Linked DNA regions of Homo sapiens: region 1 is linked to region 2. A link is a loop called in an ENCODE intact Hi-C map of the cell type or tissue named here. Cell type or tissue: IMR-90. All regions are shown on one strand.

The links. Hi-C counts contacts between places; a loop is a spot of excess contacts. Peaks named below come from ENCODE experiments on the same cell type or tissue, not always from the same donor. Only the 100,000 strongest peaks of a DNase experiment are listed, where the experiment ranks them.
Region 1: a loop joins it to region 2, with 1.8 times the contacts of the local background. A loop is called at or near these places in 12 of 110 quality-filtered maps.

What each region holds. Positions count from the first base shown.
Region 1 is chr3:195,431,000-195,438,999 of GRCh38, forward strand. The region is part of intron 1 of ACAP2 (ArfGAP with coiled-coil, ankyrin repeat and PH domains 2); the gene reads right to left. Among named protein-coding and RNA genes, the nearest start is that of ACAP2, 8.0 kb to the right of the region's middle. RefSeq lists an enhancer at 2,784-3,284. In IMR-90, no CTCF peak of the experiment used is centred here; no DNase peak of the experiment used is centred here.
Region 2 is chr3:195,348,590-195,356,589 of GRCh38, forward strand. All of the region lies in intron 4 of ACAP2 (ArfGAP with coiled-coil, ankyrin repeat and PH domains 2), which reads right to left. It also overlaps the pseudogene RPL31P22. Among named protein-coding and RNA genes, the nearest start is that of XXYLT1, 81 kb to the left of the region's middle. In IMR-90, no CTCF peak of the experiment used is centred here; a DNase peak (open chromatin) is centred at 4,642; H3K27ac peaks cover 561 bases.

The sequences.
Region 1 (8,000 bases), 82 kb after region 2:
ATCACTCCCAAAAGAAACCCCATATCCGTTAGCAACCACTAATTGCATTTCCCTCACCCTCCAACCCCTAGAAATCACTAATCTATTTTGGCTCTACAAATTTGCCTATTCTGGACATTTCACATAAAATTATATAATATATGGCTTTTGTGTTTGGCTTATTTCATTTAGTAAAATGTTTCCAAGGTTCATCCATATTATGGCATATAACAGTATTTCATTCCATTTGACAGCTGAATACCTTAATTCCATTTGTATAGATACTTCATATCTTATTTATCCATGTACGGACACAGGTTGTTTCACTTTTTGGCAGTGAATAATGCTCCTATGAACATCCTTGTACAAAGTTTTGTGGGTATATATCTTCATTTCTCTTGGGTATACACCTAGAAGTGGAATGGCTCGCTAGAACTCATATGGTAACTCTATGTTTAACTTTTCTTTTTTTTCCCCAAGACAGAGTCTCGCTCTGTCACCCAGGCTGGAGTGCAGTGGCGTGATCTCGGCTCACTGCAAGCTCCACCTCCTGGGTTCACGCCATTCTCCTGCCTCAGCCTCCCGAGTAGCTGGGACTACAGGTACATGCGACCATGCCCGACTAATTTTTTTTTTTTTTTTGTATTTTTAGTAGAGATGGGGTTTCACTATGTTTGGCAGGATGGTCTCGATCTCCTGACCTCATGATACACTCGTCTCGGCCTCCCAAAGTGCTGGGATTACAGGCATGAGGCACCGCACCCAGCCTCTATGTTTAACTTCTTATCTTAGGAACTCCCAAACTCTTCCAATGTGGCTCACCATTTTACATTCCCACTGGCAGTGCATGAGGGTTCTAACAGCTCCACATTCTTCCCAATGCTGGTTATTATCTGTCTTTTCCAGTATAGCCATCCTAGTGGGTATGAAGTCGTATCTCACCATGATTTTATTTGTATTTATATGCATTGCTAGTTAATGATGTTGAGCATATTTTCATGTGCTTATTGACCATTTGGGTATGTTCTTTGAAGAAATACTTACTCAAATCCTTTGCCCATTCTTTAATTGGATTATTTGTCCTTCGAGTTGCAGAGCTTTACATTCTCTAGATACAAATCCCTTAACAGGTATAATTTGCAAATATTTTCTCTCATTTTGTGCATGACTTTTAATGTTCTGTGTCCTTTGAAGCATGAAAGTTTTTAATTTTAATGAAATTCAATTTATCAATCTTTTCTTGGGTTCCTTGTACTTTAAATTTCATACCTAAGAAACCATTGCCTAATTCAAGGTCACAAAGATTTAATTCTGTTTTCTCCTAAGAGCTTTATAGTTTTAGGTCTTCCATGCAGGCCTGTGATCTATTTTGAGTTAATTTTTGCCTATGACATAAGATAGGGCTCCAACTTCATACTTTCACGTGTGGATATTCAGTTGTCTTTGCACCATTTGTTCAAAAGACTATTCTTTCACGCATTGAATTGTCTGGGTACCTCTGTTAAAACTGGCTCACCATAAATGCAAGGCTTTGTTTCTGGACTCTTCAATTCTATTTCACTGATCTATATGTCTATCCTTATGCCAGTACTACACCGTCTTCATTACAATCACTTTGTAGTAACTTTTGAAATTGGAAATTGAATCCTCCAACTTCGTTCTTTTTCAAGATTGTTTTGGCTGTTCTGGGTTACTTATATTTCCACATGAATTTTAGGATCAGCTTGACAATTTCTTCAAAGAAACCGGTTGGAATTTTCATAGAGATTGCGTTTAGTTTGTAGATCAATTTGGGGAATATTGCCATCTTAACAATATTCAGCCTTCTGATCCATGAACATGGGATGTATTTCCATTTATTCAGGTCTTTAATGTCTTTCAATGGTGTTTTCAGTGTACTGTCTTCTAAGTACTTTCCTCTTTTTGACGCCACTATAGACAGATTGGTTTTCTTTGTTAGTATACAGAAATACAAATAATTTTTGTACATTGATCTTATAGACTACATCCTAGCTGAACTTACTAGTTATAACTGATTTTTGTGGATTCCTTAGCATTTTCTATATACCTTCATCCCTTGGTATCCATAGGACATTGGTTCCAGGACTCCCCCTGCCCACCCCCTGCACTACCCACTAATACCAAAATCCACGGATGCTCAAGTCTGTATATAAAATGGCACTGTATTTGCAAATAACCTTCATACATCATCTTATATACTTTAAATCATCTCTAGATTATTTCTAATACCTAATGCAATGTAAATGTTATGTGTAAATAGTTGTTATACTATTTATTTGTACTTTGTTATCGTTATTTTTTATTGTTTTTTTCCAAAATATTCTCAATCCATGATTGATTGACTCACAAAAGTGGAACCCATAGATACAAAGGCTGATTGTACAAGACTTATTATCTAAAAATATAGTTTTACTATTTCTTTTCCTATATGGATGCCTTTAATTTCTCTTTCCAGCCTAACTGCTCTGGCTCTATCCTCTGCTACAGTGTTGAACAGAAGTGGTGACAGGCTTCTTGCTCCTTATGTTAGGGGAAAGCTTTTAGTCCTTCACCACTAAATATGATGTTAGCTGAGGGTGTTTTAAAGATGGCCGTTATCAAATTAGGATCAAGTTAGGAAATTTTCTATTTTTAGTTTTTTGAATAGTTTTATCATGAGTGTTAGATTTTGTCAAATGCTTTTTCTGCATCTATTGAGATGATTGTGTTGTTTTAATACTTTACCCTATTATTATAGTATATTGCATTGATTGATTTTTGTATATTAAATCAACTTTGCATTCCTGGGATAACTATGACTTGGTCATGGTGTACAATCCTTTTTATATGGTGCTATATTCAGTTTGCTAGTACTTTCGTCAAAGATTTTTGTATCTGCATTCATAAGGAATACTGGTCTGTAGGGTTTGTTTGCTTTGTTTTTGGTGGGTTTGTTTCATTTTTGTTTTGAGACTAGGTCTCACTATGTCACACAGGCTGAGTGCAGTGGCACCATCACAGCTCACCAAAGCCTCAACTACCCAGGCTCAAGTGGTCCTCCTGCCTCAACCTCCTGAGGAGCTGGGACTATAGGCATGTACCACCACACACAACTAATTTTTAATTTTTTTATAGAGACAAGGTCTCACTATGTTGCCCAGACTGATCTCGAACTCCTGGACGCAAGCAATCCTCCCACTGTGGCCTCCCAAAGTGCTGGGATTACAGGAATGAACCGCCATGTTTGGCCTGGTTTTGTTTTTTTGTTTTTTGAGACAGGATCTTGCTCTGTCACCCAGGCTGGAGTGCAGTGGCGCAAATACAGCTCACTGTAGCCTCAACATTCTGGGCTCAAGCAATCCTCCCATCTCAGCCTCTCAAGTAGTTGGAACCACAGACGCATGCTATCACACTTAGCTAATTTTTTTTGTTTGATTTGGTTTGGTAGAGACAGGGTCTCCCTGTGTTGCCCAGACTAAACCCCTGGGCTCAGGCAATCCTCCTGCCTCGGCCTCCCAAAGTGCTGGGAATATAGGCATAAGCCATTGTGCCCAGCTGGTCTGTAGGGTTTTTTTGTGATACATCACCTGGCTTTGGTAGCAGGATAACAATGGACTAATGATTAGGAATCTCGATGCTTTGAAAAGTGATGTCTCCTCTTCTATTTCTTAAAGGAGTGTGAATGAATGTCAGTAATTCATCTTTGAACACTTGATAGAATTCACCAGTGAAGTCATCTTGGCCAGTGCTTTTCTTTTTGGGAAACTTTCTGAATATCAATTAAATCTCTATTTTTTATAGGTCTGTTCAGATTTTCTGTTTCTTCTTGAGTCGGTTTCAGTAGTTTGTGTCTTTCTTGAAATATATTCTTCTAAGTTAATGTCATCAATTATCTGTAGTATTTCCTCATAATCCTTTTTATTTCTGTAAATTGGTAGTGATGTGCCCTCTTTCACTCTTGAATGAAGTAATCTGAGTCACTGCCCTTTTTTCTTGGTCACTCTAACTAAAGATGTGTCCATTTTGTTAGGCTTTTCAAAGAACCACCTTTTGGTTTCAATTATTTTTCTCAATTGTTCTCTTCTCTATTTTCTCTTATTTCTGCTCTACCTTTTTTAGTTTCTTCCCTTTCGCTGCTTTGAGATTTGCTTACTCTTCTTTTTCTAGTTTGCTGGGGTGAAGATTAGCTACTATTTTGAGATCTCTTTTTTTTTTAGACAGAGTCTCACTCTGTTGTCCAGGCTGAAGTGCAGTGGCGTACTCTTGGCTCACTGCAACCTCTGCCCCCCGGGTTCAAGTGATTCTCCTGCCTCAGCCTCCCGAGTAGCTGGGATTACAGGTGTGTGCCACCATGCCCAGCTAATTTTTGTATTTTTAGTAGAGACGGGGTTTCACCATGTTGGTCTCTCAATCTCCTGACCTCGTGATCCACCCACCTCGGCCTCCCAAAGTGCTGGGATTACAGGGATGAGCCACTGCACCCGGCCTCTTTTTTTTTTAATATTAGTGTTTGCAGGTATAAATTTCTCTCTAAGCAGTGCTTTAGCTGCATCCCATAAGTTTGGCGTGTTCTATTTTTGTTTTCATTCATCTGAAAATATTTCTTCATTTTGCTTGTGACTTCTTTGATCCACTGTTTACTTAGAAGTGTACTGCTAATTTCTACATATTTGTGAATTTTTCAGATTTCCTTGTTATTGATTTCAAATTTTATCCCCTTATGGTCAGAAAATATTTTGTATGATTTCAATACTTTAAAATTTATTGAGGCTTGTTTAATGGCCTAACATCATACTCTATGCTGGAGGATACTTCATGTAAACTCGAGAAGAATGTGAATTCTGCTGCTGCTGTATGAAGTGTTCTATAGATAACTAGTAAGTCTTCTTGGTTTATAGCACTGTTCACATCTTCTATTTCCTTATTAATCATCTGCCTGGTTGTTCCACCCATTATTGGAAGTATTTATATCTCAAACTATGATTGCTGAATTGTCTATTTCTGCCTGCAATGCTGTTTTTGTTTCGTGTATTTTGGAGCTCAGCTAAGTGAATATATATTTATAGTCATTATGTCTTTCTTATGGATTGACCCTTTTATTTTTATACACATACACACACACAGATATATACATATATATGTATATATATATATATTTTTTTTTTTTGGAGACAAAGTCCCACTGTCACCCAGGCTGGAGTGCAGTGGCACGATCTCAGCTCACTGCAACCTCCACCTCTCCCAGGCTCAAGTGATCCTCCCACCTCAGCCTCCTGAGTAGCTGGGACCACAGACATGTGCCACCATGCCCAGCCAACGGTTTTTTTGTATTGTGGGTAGAGACAGGGTTTCATCATGTTGCCCAGCCTGGTCTCGAACTCAAGAGATCAAGCGATCTGCCCACCTCAGCCTCCCAAAGTGCTGGGATTACAGGAGTGAGCCACCATGCCCAGCCCTCTTATTATACTTGCCTGTAGTAATTTTTGTCTTAAAGTCTATTTTATCTGATATTAGCACAGCCACTCCACCTCTCTTTTGGGTACTGTTTGCATGGTTTGTCTTTTACTTTCAACCTATTTATGTCCTTAAATCTAAAGTATGTCTCTTCCTAAATACCATATAGTTGAATCATCCCTGAAATTTTAATAAGGCCAAATAATAAAAAGTTTTAAATAAATAAGGCCAAAATACATAGAAAGACATATCCTCTTCTGAAATTGAAGAAAAAAGTACTGTAAAGACTAAATATGTAAAACATATAACAAGAGGAAATTTGTCCTCCCGCACATCACAAAAGGGATGTGCGATTCATTTTAAATCAATGAAGAATGAATTTTTTTTAAAGGTGTTAGAACAAGTGGTTTTCATTAGGAAGAAAATAAAATTAGATTATCTGCTACAATCAAAACTAAGACCCAGTTGCATTACATGAAACTTAAAATCACTATAAAATGACAGAAAAATATAATGGGGTAGGGAAACTTTGCTAGGCAATAAACAAAAGCCAGCTTTTAAATTTCTATATGATAAAAGACACCATAAACAACGCAAATTTAACTGACACAATATTTAATAATTTTTTTTAAAGAGACAGGGTCTTGCTCTGTCTTCCAAGGTGGAGTACAGTGGCATCACCATAGCTCACTGTAACCTCAAACTCCAGGGCATCACAATCCTCCTGCCTCAGCCTCCTGAGTAGCTGGGACTACAGGCGTGGGCCACATTTGGCTAATTTTTTTTTTTTTGTAAAGACAGGGTCTCACTCTGTTGCCTAGGTTGATTTCAAACTCCTGGCCTCAAGTGATCCTCCCTCCTCAGCCTCCTGAACTGTTGAGATTATAGCATAAGCTACTGCACCCAGCCTAACAAATGAAATTAAAGCCTTTGGCTTAACATATAGAGTAAATGAGTGAATTCTCTTCCAGGACCACCATGTGAAAGTTCACCATTAAGAAAGTCAATTACTAGCAAAAGAAGTAACTATTTTTAAAAAGTCAATTAATCTATCAAAATGTCCAGTTGCAGATTTTTCCGGATTTTTTAAAACATTTTTGAGTCTGGTCGAGGTGGCTCACACCTGCAATCCCAGCATTTTGGGAGGCCGAAGCTGGTGGATCACAAGGTCAGGAGTTCAAGACCAGCCTGGCCAACATAGTGAAACCCCGTCTCTACTAAAAATATAAAAAATTAGCCAGGTGTGGTGGCAGGCGCCTGTAATCCCAGCTACTCGGGAGGCTGAGGCAGGAGAATCACCTGAACCAGGGAGGTGGAGGTTGCAGTGAGTGGAGATTGCACCACTGCACTCCAGCCTGGGCGACAGTGTGAGACTCTGTCTCAAAAAAAAAAAAAAAAAAAAGCAAAAAAAAACCCACATTTTTAAAATGAGGATAAGTCCTACTTTACATGCTTTTTTTTTTTTTTTTTTTTCATTAAAATTAGAGACAAGGTCTCTATGTTGCCCAGGCTGGTCTCAGGCAATCCTTCCACCTCGACCTCACAAAGTGCTGGGATTACAAATGTAAGCCATTGCGCCCCACCTGCAAGAATTTTCTTTTTTTTTTTTTTGAGATGGAGTCTCACTCTGTCCCCCAGGCTGGAGTGCAGTGGCGCAATCTCAGCTCACTGCAACCTCTGCCTCCCAGGTTCAAGCAATTCTCCTGCCTCAGCCTCCCGAGTAGCTGGGATTACAGGTGCCCACCATCACGCCCACCTAATTTTTTTGTATTTTTAGTAGAGATGGTGTTTCACCATGCTGGCCAGGCTGGTTTCGAACTCCTGACCTCAACTGATCTGCCCACCTCAGCCTCCCAAAGTGCTAGGATTACAGGTTTGAGCCACCACACCCAGTCAGGATTCCTGTATTTTGGTTCATAATAAAATTACTTTATAATTCCATTCTACTGCTTCTGAGATTAAAAAAAAAAAAAATTTCCCCTCAGCCCTTACCCACTGTATTAACAGGCAGTTGCTAAAAGTTTATTATAAAGATGGAAGGCAAAGGAAGGAGACAAGATTGGCACCAATCCAGACTTAATAGCAACACATAACTGAGGTGTATTTAGTAGTCACATTTTATTCCAATGTCTTTCGCCCATTAAAACCTTTCACCTGACTGGGCATGGTGACTCATACCTGTAATCCCAGCTACTCAGGAGGCTGCGGCAGGAGAATCACCTGAGTCCAGGAGTTGGAGAACAGCCTGGATAACAAGTAAGACTCTGTCTCTCAAACATAATTCACCCACAAACACCCTTTTTAAAAAAAAAGTTATTCTAAGTTACTGAACAAGAATCGTATCTAGCCGGGCATGGTGGCTTATGCCTGTAATCCCAGCACTTTGGGAGGCTGAGGCGGGCGGATCACCTGAGGTCAGGAGTTCGAGACCAGCCTGGCTAACATGGTGAAACTCCGTTTCTACTAAAAATACAAAAAATTAGCCAGGCGTGGAGGTGCACGCCTATAATCCCAGTTACTCGGGAGGCTGAGGCAGGAGAACTGCTTGAACCCAAGAGCCGGAGGGT
Region 2 (8,000 bases):
AGTAATGACATAAGAATACATAGGAAGGAAAATACATCATGACCGACTGGGATATATTCCAGGAATGAAAGATGGATTTAACATTCAAAAAAATCAACATAATTCACCATGTTAACAGACTTAAAAAACAAACTGTATGACAGACACAAAAAAGCACTGCAACAAAAATCTTCCCTTCCTGATTTTTAAAAACTCTCAGGAATATAGACATATAAGGTACCTTCCTTGGCGTAATAAAGGGGACATATGAAAAATCTGTATCTAACATCCTGGCTAGTGGCAAAAGGCTACTTTCACCCTCAGATCAGGACCAAGGCCAGGAATGCCTACTCATCACTTCTATTCAACATTACACTAGAAATTCTAGCAATGCAATCATACAAGAAATAAAAAGCATACAGATTAGAAAGGAAGAATATAAAATTGTCTTTATCCACAGATGATGTGATCAGCTCTATAGATAACACTATGGAACCTGCAAAAAAAAAACTGCTAAAATTAATAAGTGAGTTTAAGAAGGCTGTAGAAACAAAGTCAAAATACAAAAATCAGTTGTATTTCTAAGACCAGCAATGAACAAATAGAAACTGAACATTAAAAAAAAAATACTGGCCAGGCGCTGTGGCTCACGCCTGTAATCCCAGCACTTTGGGAGGCCAAAGCGGGCAGATCACCTGAGGTCGGGAGTTTGAGACCAGCCTGACCAACAGGGAGAAACCCCGTCTCTACTAAAAATACAAAATCAGCCGGGCGTGGTGGCACATCCCTGTAATCCCAGCTACTTGGGAGGCTGAGGCAGGAGAATCGCTTGAACCCGGGAGGCAGAGCTTGCAGTGAACCGAGATCACGCCATTGCCCCTCCAGCCTGAGCAACAGGAGCGAAACTCCATCTGAAAACAAACAAACAAAAAAAGCCATTTATAATAACAAATAGGAAATGCTTAAGGATGAATTTGACAAAAAATATGCAAGACTTGCACAGTGATGACTACAAAACATGCTCAGAGAAATTAAAAAAAAAAACAAATGGAGACAATCTTTCATGCTCTTCTTTTCTAATTTGGGTCCAGCAGAACGGCTCCACAAAGATGGGCGGCAAGAAGAAACATCCTGCCATCGATAAGGTGACCCGAGGGTACACCAGCAACATTCAGAAGCACATCCATGGAGTGGGCTTCAAGAAGCATGGCCCTCAGGCACTCAAAGAGATCCAGAAATTTGCCATGAAGGAGATGGGAATTCTAGATGTGCGCATTGACACCAGGCAAAACAAAGCTGTCTGGAACAAAGGAACAAGCAATATCTCATAGGATCCCATATGTGGTTTTCCAGAAAACATGATGAGGCTGAACATTCACCAAACAAGCTCTATACATTGATTACCTATGTGTCTGTCACCACTTTCAAAAATCTGTCGAAAGTCAGTGTGGACAAGAACTAACCACTGATTGTCAAATAAAGTGAGCAAATCATACACACACAAATAGACAGAATCATGGCCCTCTACTTTGAGTAACACATATACTATTCAGATTAGAAGACTTATTATTAGCAAAATGTTGATTCACCTCAAATTGATCTATACATTCAACGCAATTCCACTCCAAATCTCAGTAGAAACTGAAAAGTTGATTCTAAAAGTTATATGAAAACATAAAGGACCTAGAATAGCCAAAATAACTTTGAAAAAGAGGAAAAGAGTTAGAATACTCATACTACCTGATTTCAAGACTTACTATGAAAGCTACAGTAATCAATGAAGTATGGTACTGTATAAAGACAGGTAAAGTCTGGGTACAGTGGCTCACGTCTGTAATCCCAACAGTTTGAGAGGATCACTTGAGCCCAGGAGTTGGAGACCAGCCTTGGCAACAAAGTGAGACCCCCCAATCTCGACAAAAATTCAAAAAATTAGCCAGGGGTGTAGCATGTGCCTGTGGTCCCAGCTACTCAGGAGGCTAAGGCAGGAGGATTACTTGAGCCCAGGAGGTGGAGGCTGCAGTGAGTCATTTTCATTTCACTGCACTCTAGCCCAGAAAACAAAGCAAGACTGTCTCAGGAAAAAAAAAAAAAGAAAAAAGACAAGCAAAAAGATCAATAAAGCAGAAATTACCCACGCATATGGTCAGCTTTTATTCATTTATTTTTTTTACAAAAGGTGCCAATAAAGATGGGAAAATGTACAGAGCAAGCTGGAGAGCCACATGCAAAGAATTTAATAATAATAGAGAGGAAAAAGAACTTCAACCGTTACCACAGAACATTTATAAAATTTAACTTGAAATAGATCATAGACCTAAACTTCCACAAGAAAACATTGAAAAAAATCTTACTGAATAGGGTTAAGCAAACATTTCCTAACAGAACACAAAAGAAAACTACAAAAGAACAAAATCAATAAACTGACTTCATAAAAAAAAAGTTTGATCTTTAAAAAACACTGCTACAAAAATGAAAAAGGCAAGCCAAAGCATGGAAGAAAATATCTGCAAAACATATAACAACTCAGTAAATATGAAGATAAATCCTTTTTTTTTTTTGGGCGGGGGACAGGGTCTTGCTCTGTCGCCCAGGCTGGAGTGCAGTGGTGTGATCTCGGCTCACTGCAACCTCCGCCTCCCAGGTTCAAGTGATTCTCCTGCCTCAGCCTCCCAAGCAGCTGGGATTACAGGGGCATGCCACCACGCCAGTTAATTTTTGTACTTTTAGTAGAGACAGAGTTTCGCCATGTTGCCCAGGATGGTCATGAACTCCTGACCTCAAGTGATCCGCCCGCCTCAGCCTTCCAAAGGGCTGGGATTACAGGCGTGAGTCACCACGCCAGGCCAATAAATCCATATTTTTTCTTTTTCGTGTGTGTGTGTGTGTGTGTGTGTGTGTGTGTGTGTGTGTGTGTGACGGAGTCTTGCTCTGTCACCCTGGAGTGCAGTGGCGTGATGTCAGCTCACTGCAAGCTCCACCTCCCGGGATCACGCCATTCTCCTGCTTCAGCCTCCCCAGCAGTTGGGACCACAGGCGCCCCCCACCACCACGCCCAGCTAATTTTTTGTATTTTTAGTAGACAAAGGGTTTCACTGTGTTAGGCAGGATGGTCTGGATCTCCTGATCCGTGATCCGCCCGCATCGGCCTCCCAAAGTGCTGGGATTACAGGCGTGAGCCACCATGCCCGGCCTAAATCCATTTTTTTAATGAACAAAAGATGACACTTCACCAAAGAAGATCCATAGATGGCAAAGAAACAAAATGCTCAACATCATTACTTATTAATAAGGAAATGCAAATTAAAACCATAAACAATTTTAGAAAGTGACTATGCCAAGTGTTGCTGAGCATGTGGAACCCCTGCACTCTTGTACACTGCTGATGTAAAATAGCACAATCCACTTTGCAAAACAACATTTGTGTAGGTTTTAATTTCTTTACAGATATTAACACTTTAAAGAAATGTAAAACAGTCATGTGCCGCATAATGACATTTTGGTCAAAGACAGGCCGCACATATAACGGTGGTCCCATAAAATTATAGTACTGTATCTGTACTGTACTTTTTCTATGTTTAAATACACAAATATCTACCATTATGTTACAAATGCCTAACGTATTCATTACAGAAACATGCTGTATAGGTTTGCAGCGTAAAAGCAATAGACTACACCACGTAGCCTAGGTGTGTAGGAGGCTACACTGCCTAGGTTTGTGATAAGTACATTCTATGATACTCACACAATGAAGAAATCACCTAACAACACATTTCTCAGAATGTTTCACTGTTGTTAAATGATGCGTGACTGTATTAAAAATTAATATAAACAATAAATAAAAGAAATTAAATATTTCCTTATTTTCTCTTAGCAATGGCTTACAGTCTTCACTTTAAAAATAGTAAACATTTAAGCATAACACTATCTTACAAACTAGCCGTTTTACACCTGGCTATTCACATAAAGAAATAAAACTATATGCCTACACAGATTTTTACATGTATTTTAATAAGCATTTTTATTTGTAATAGCCAAAACCTAAAAACAACCCCAAAGTCCATTGCGGTAGCTTTAAAATATGACAACAAATTCTTTAACACTGCTTTCTTCAAAAGCAGCCCCAATTCTTTGCTCTTTGAGTGTGGGCTAGATGGAGTGACTTACTTCTAGCAAACAGTATCATGAAGAAAGTAACAATGTGTGACTGCTGAGACCAGGTTATAAAAGGCATTGAAGCTTCCAGCCAGATGCAGTGTCTCAGCACTTTGGGAGGCTGAGGCGGGCAGATCACTTGAGGTCAGGAGTTCCAGACCAGCCTGGCCAACATGGTGAAACCCCAACTCTACTAAAAATACCAAAATTAGCTGGGTGTGGTGGCGCACATCTGTAATCCTAGCTACTCAGGAGGCTGAGGCACAAGAATCGCTTCAACCTGGGAGGCGGAAGTTGCAATGAGCCAAGGTCATGCCATTCACTCCAGCCTGGATGACAGAGTGAGACTCTGTCTTTAAAAAAAAAAAAAAAAAAGGCATTGGAGCTTCCTGTTTGCCCATGCTGCTCTTGGATCACTTGTTTTAGCAGTAACCAGATTTCATGTCATAAGGACACTCAAGCATCCCTGCAAAGAGGATCCTTGGTCAGAGGACCAGAGACTGAGGCAATCTCATGAAATTCCTGAGTCAGAGTCACCCAACTAAGCCACTCCCAAATTCCTGGCCCAGAAACTGTAAGATAATACATGCATGTTGTTTCATGCCACTAAGTTTTCAAATAATCTGTTATACAGCAGTAGATAGCTAATATAACCATCCACAGGTAGATGGATTTTAAAACTTGTGATAAATCCATACAATGCAATCGTATTGAGCAATAAAAAGGGAATGAAGGACTGAAACATGCAATATAATTGGACCTCAAAATAACACTGAAGAAACTAGACTACAAAAGTCCATTTACATACAATTCTAGAAAATGCAAACAAACCAATAATGATAGCAGATTCACGACAGACTAGGAATGAGGGAAGAAGGGAGAGAAACAGAAATTACAAAGTGGCAAAGAAAAACTTTTAAAGCATGATTGTTATATTCACTAAATTATTTGTAGCGATTTCATGGAGATGTGTGGATCTCAAAAGTTATCAAATTGTATGCTGTAACTATGCAGTTTATGTCAATTATTCCTTAATAAAGTTGTTAAAAAAACATCATTATATTCCAAAGAGAAAAGCAGAACATTTTTCTCTTTTCTGCTTTTCAACTTTTTTTTAACTTTTAGGTTCAGGGGTGCATGTGCAGGATGTGGAGGTTTGTTACATAGGTAAACGGGTGTCACAGGGATTTGTTATACAGATTATTTCATCACCCAGGTATTACACCTACTATCCATTAGTTATTTTTTCTGATCCTCTCCCTCCTCCTACCCTCCCACTCCAATAAGCCACAGTATGTGTGGTTCCCCTGTATGTGTCCATGTGTTCTCATCATTTAGCTCCCCCACTTATAAATGAGAACATGTGGTATTTGGTTTTCTGTTCCTGTGTTAGTCTGCTAAGGATAATGGCCTCCAGCTCCATCCATGTTCCTGCAAAGGACATGATCTCATTCTTTTTTATGGCTGCATAGTATTCCATAGTGTATATGTACGTATGCATTTTCTTTATCCAGTCTACCACTGATGGGCATTTAGGTTGATTCCACGTCTTTGCTGTTGTGAATAGTGCTGCAATGAACATACACATACATATGTCTTTATAATAGAACTATATTCCTATGGTTATATACCCAGCAATGGTATCTCACCCAGCTGATGTGAGATGGTATATCTCATTGTGGTTTTGATTTGCACTTCTCCAATGATCAGTGATGTTGAGCTTTTTTTATATGAGTGTTAGCCACATGTATGTCTTCTTTTGAGAAATGTCTGTTCATGTCCTTTGCCTGCTTTTTAATGGGGTTGTGTTTTTCTTTATAATTTAAGTTCCTTATAAATTCTGGATATAAGAGCATTATCAGATGAATAGTTTGCAAATATTTTCTCCCGTTCTATAGGTTGTCTGTTTACTCTGCTGACAGTTTCTTTGATTGTGCAGAAACTCTTTAATTAGATCCCATTTGTCAATTTTTGCTTTTGTTGCAGTTGCTCTTAGCAACTTCATCGTGAACTCTTGGCCCATACATATATCCTGGATACTACTGCCTTTAAAATGTAACATTACCAAAATTAAATTTTCTATACACTTGAATAGAATGTCAAGTATTTCATGAAATTAGATGTCAGTAATCTAGACTATTTACTGGCTTTGTTTTGGAGACAAGAGTCTCACTCCATCACGCAGGCTGGAGTGCAATGGCATGATCTCAGCTCACTGTTACCTGTACTTCCCAGGTTCGAGCAATTCTTGCGCCTTAGCCCTCTGAGTAGCTGGGACTACAGGCATGTGCCACCATGCTCAGTTGATTTTTGTATTTTTACCAGAGACGGGGTTTCGCCATGTTGGACAGCCTGATCTCGAACTCCTGACCTCAGCCTCCCAAAGTGCTGGGATTACAGGTGTGAGCCACTGTGCCCAGCCACAATAATGTAGGCTATATACTTTTAATACTTCCATTAGTGTGAAAAGTATGTTGTCAATAAAGCAACAGTTCTGTCTCTGACTTGCCAATTCTCAAGCCACAGCTATCTAACAGCTAATTCTTTTCTTTTTCTTCTTTTTTTTTTTTTTTTTGGTAGTTATTGTTGTTCTTAAAGCCCTTCCTCATGGACAGCTAACTCTTTTCTATATTAAACTGCTACACAGAAATTCCTCAATTCATCTACTGGTATCTAAGTCTCCAGTCTATACTTTCCCAGGAGAAAATTCACACATTTTCCCATCATAAAAAGTTTAAAAGCCACCAACAGAAAAGCTAAGGTTCACTTATATTTCTGGAAATTAACAGTATTATTCCAAGCAACACATGTATTACAAATAATCAAAAATGTCAGTTGACCAATCTGCTCATTATAAAATGAACTTACAAAAGTGCATAGAATAATATATGACTCTTTAAAACCAACAGCTCACACTAAAGTTATTCCTCATACATGTATGACCACAGTTAAAGCAGCACTATCTCTGCTCTCTTCAGGAAAGGAGGAAAGCTAAGACGCACTTCAAAGATCTAGTCCAGAAAGGTTAGTAAAAGAGTAGGCTGCATAACCATAGAGAGCATTATCCCCATTTCCAGTTCTTACAAGTAAGGTGACTTTGGCTCTAAGTATACATTTTGTAGTTTCAAGTCCTTGTGATTTATTTAAATATTATTCAGGGCCAGGCAAAAGACTCCATTGCAACAAAAATTAAAAATAGAAACAAGCTGGAATGGGAGGCAGAGCAATATGGCCAAATAGAAGCCTCCACCGATTGTCCTCCCTGCAGGAACACCAAATCTGACAACCACCTACACAAAAAGCACCTTCATAAGAACCAAAAATCATGTGAGCAATCACAGTACCTTCATATTGCTGAAAGAGGCAGTGAAGAGGATAGAAAAGACAGTCTTGAATTGCTGACCCCAGCCCTCCCCCATGCGCTCGTAGCAACCACAGGGCACAGAGGAAGAATCTGCGCTGCACACGGGGAAAGAGCACAGCAACTGTGGGACTACAAGCCGGAACGCAGTGCTGCCAATCCCGGCAGAACTCAGCCAATGCCAATGAATGGAGCATTTAGACCAGCCCCAGGGACAGGACAATCACACAGCCTGGAGGTTGGAACTGGAGTTTCTGCAAGCCTCGCCACCACAGGCTAAAGTGCTCTGGGGTCCTAAATAACAGTAAAAGGCAGGCTAGGTCACAAGGACTGTAACTCCTAGGCAAGTTGTAGTGCTGGGCTGGGCTCAGAGCCAGTGGACTTGGAGGTACATGACCTAGTGAGACACCAGCCAATGCGGCTAAGGGAGCGCTTGTGTCACACATCTCCCAATCAAAGGCAGGAAGGCTCCCAGCTCCAAAAGAGATTCCGTCCTTCTCCTTGA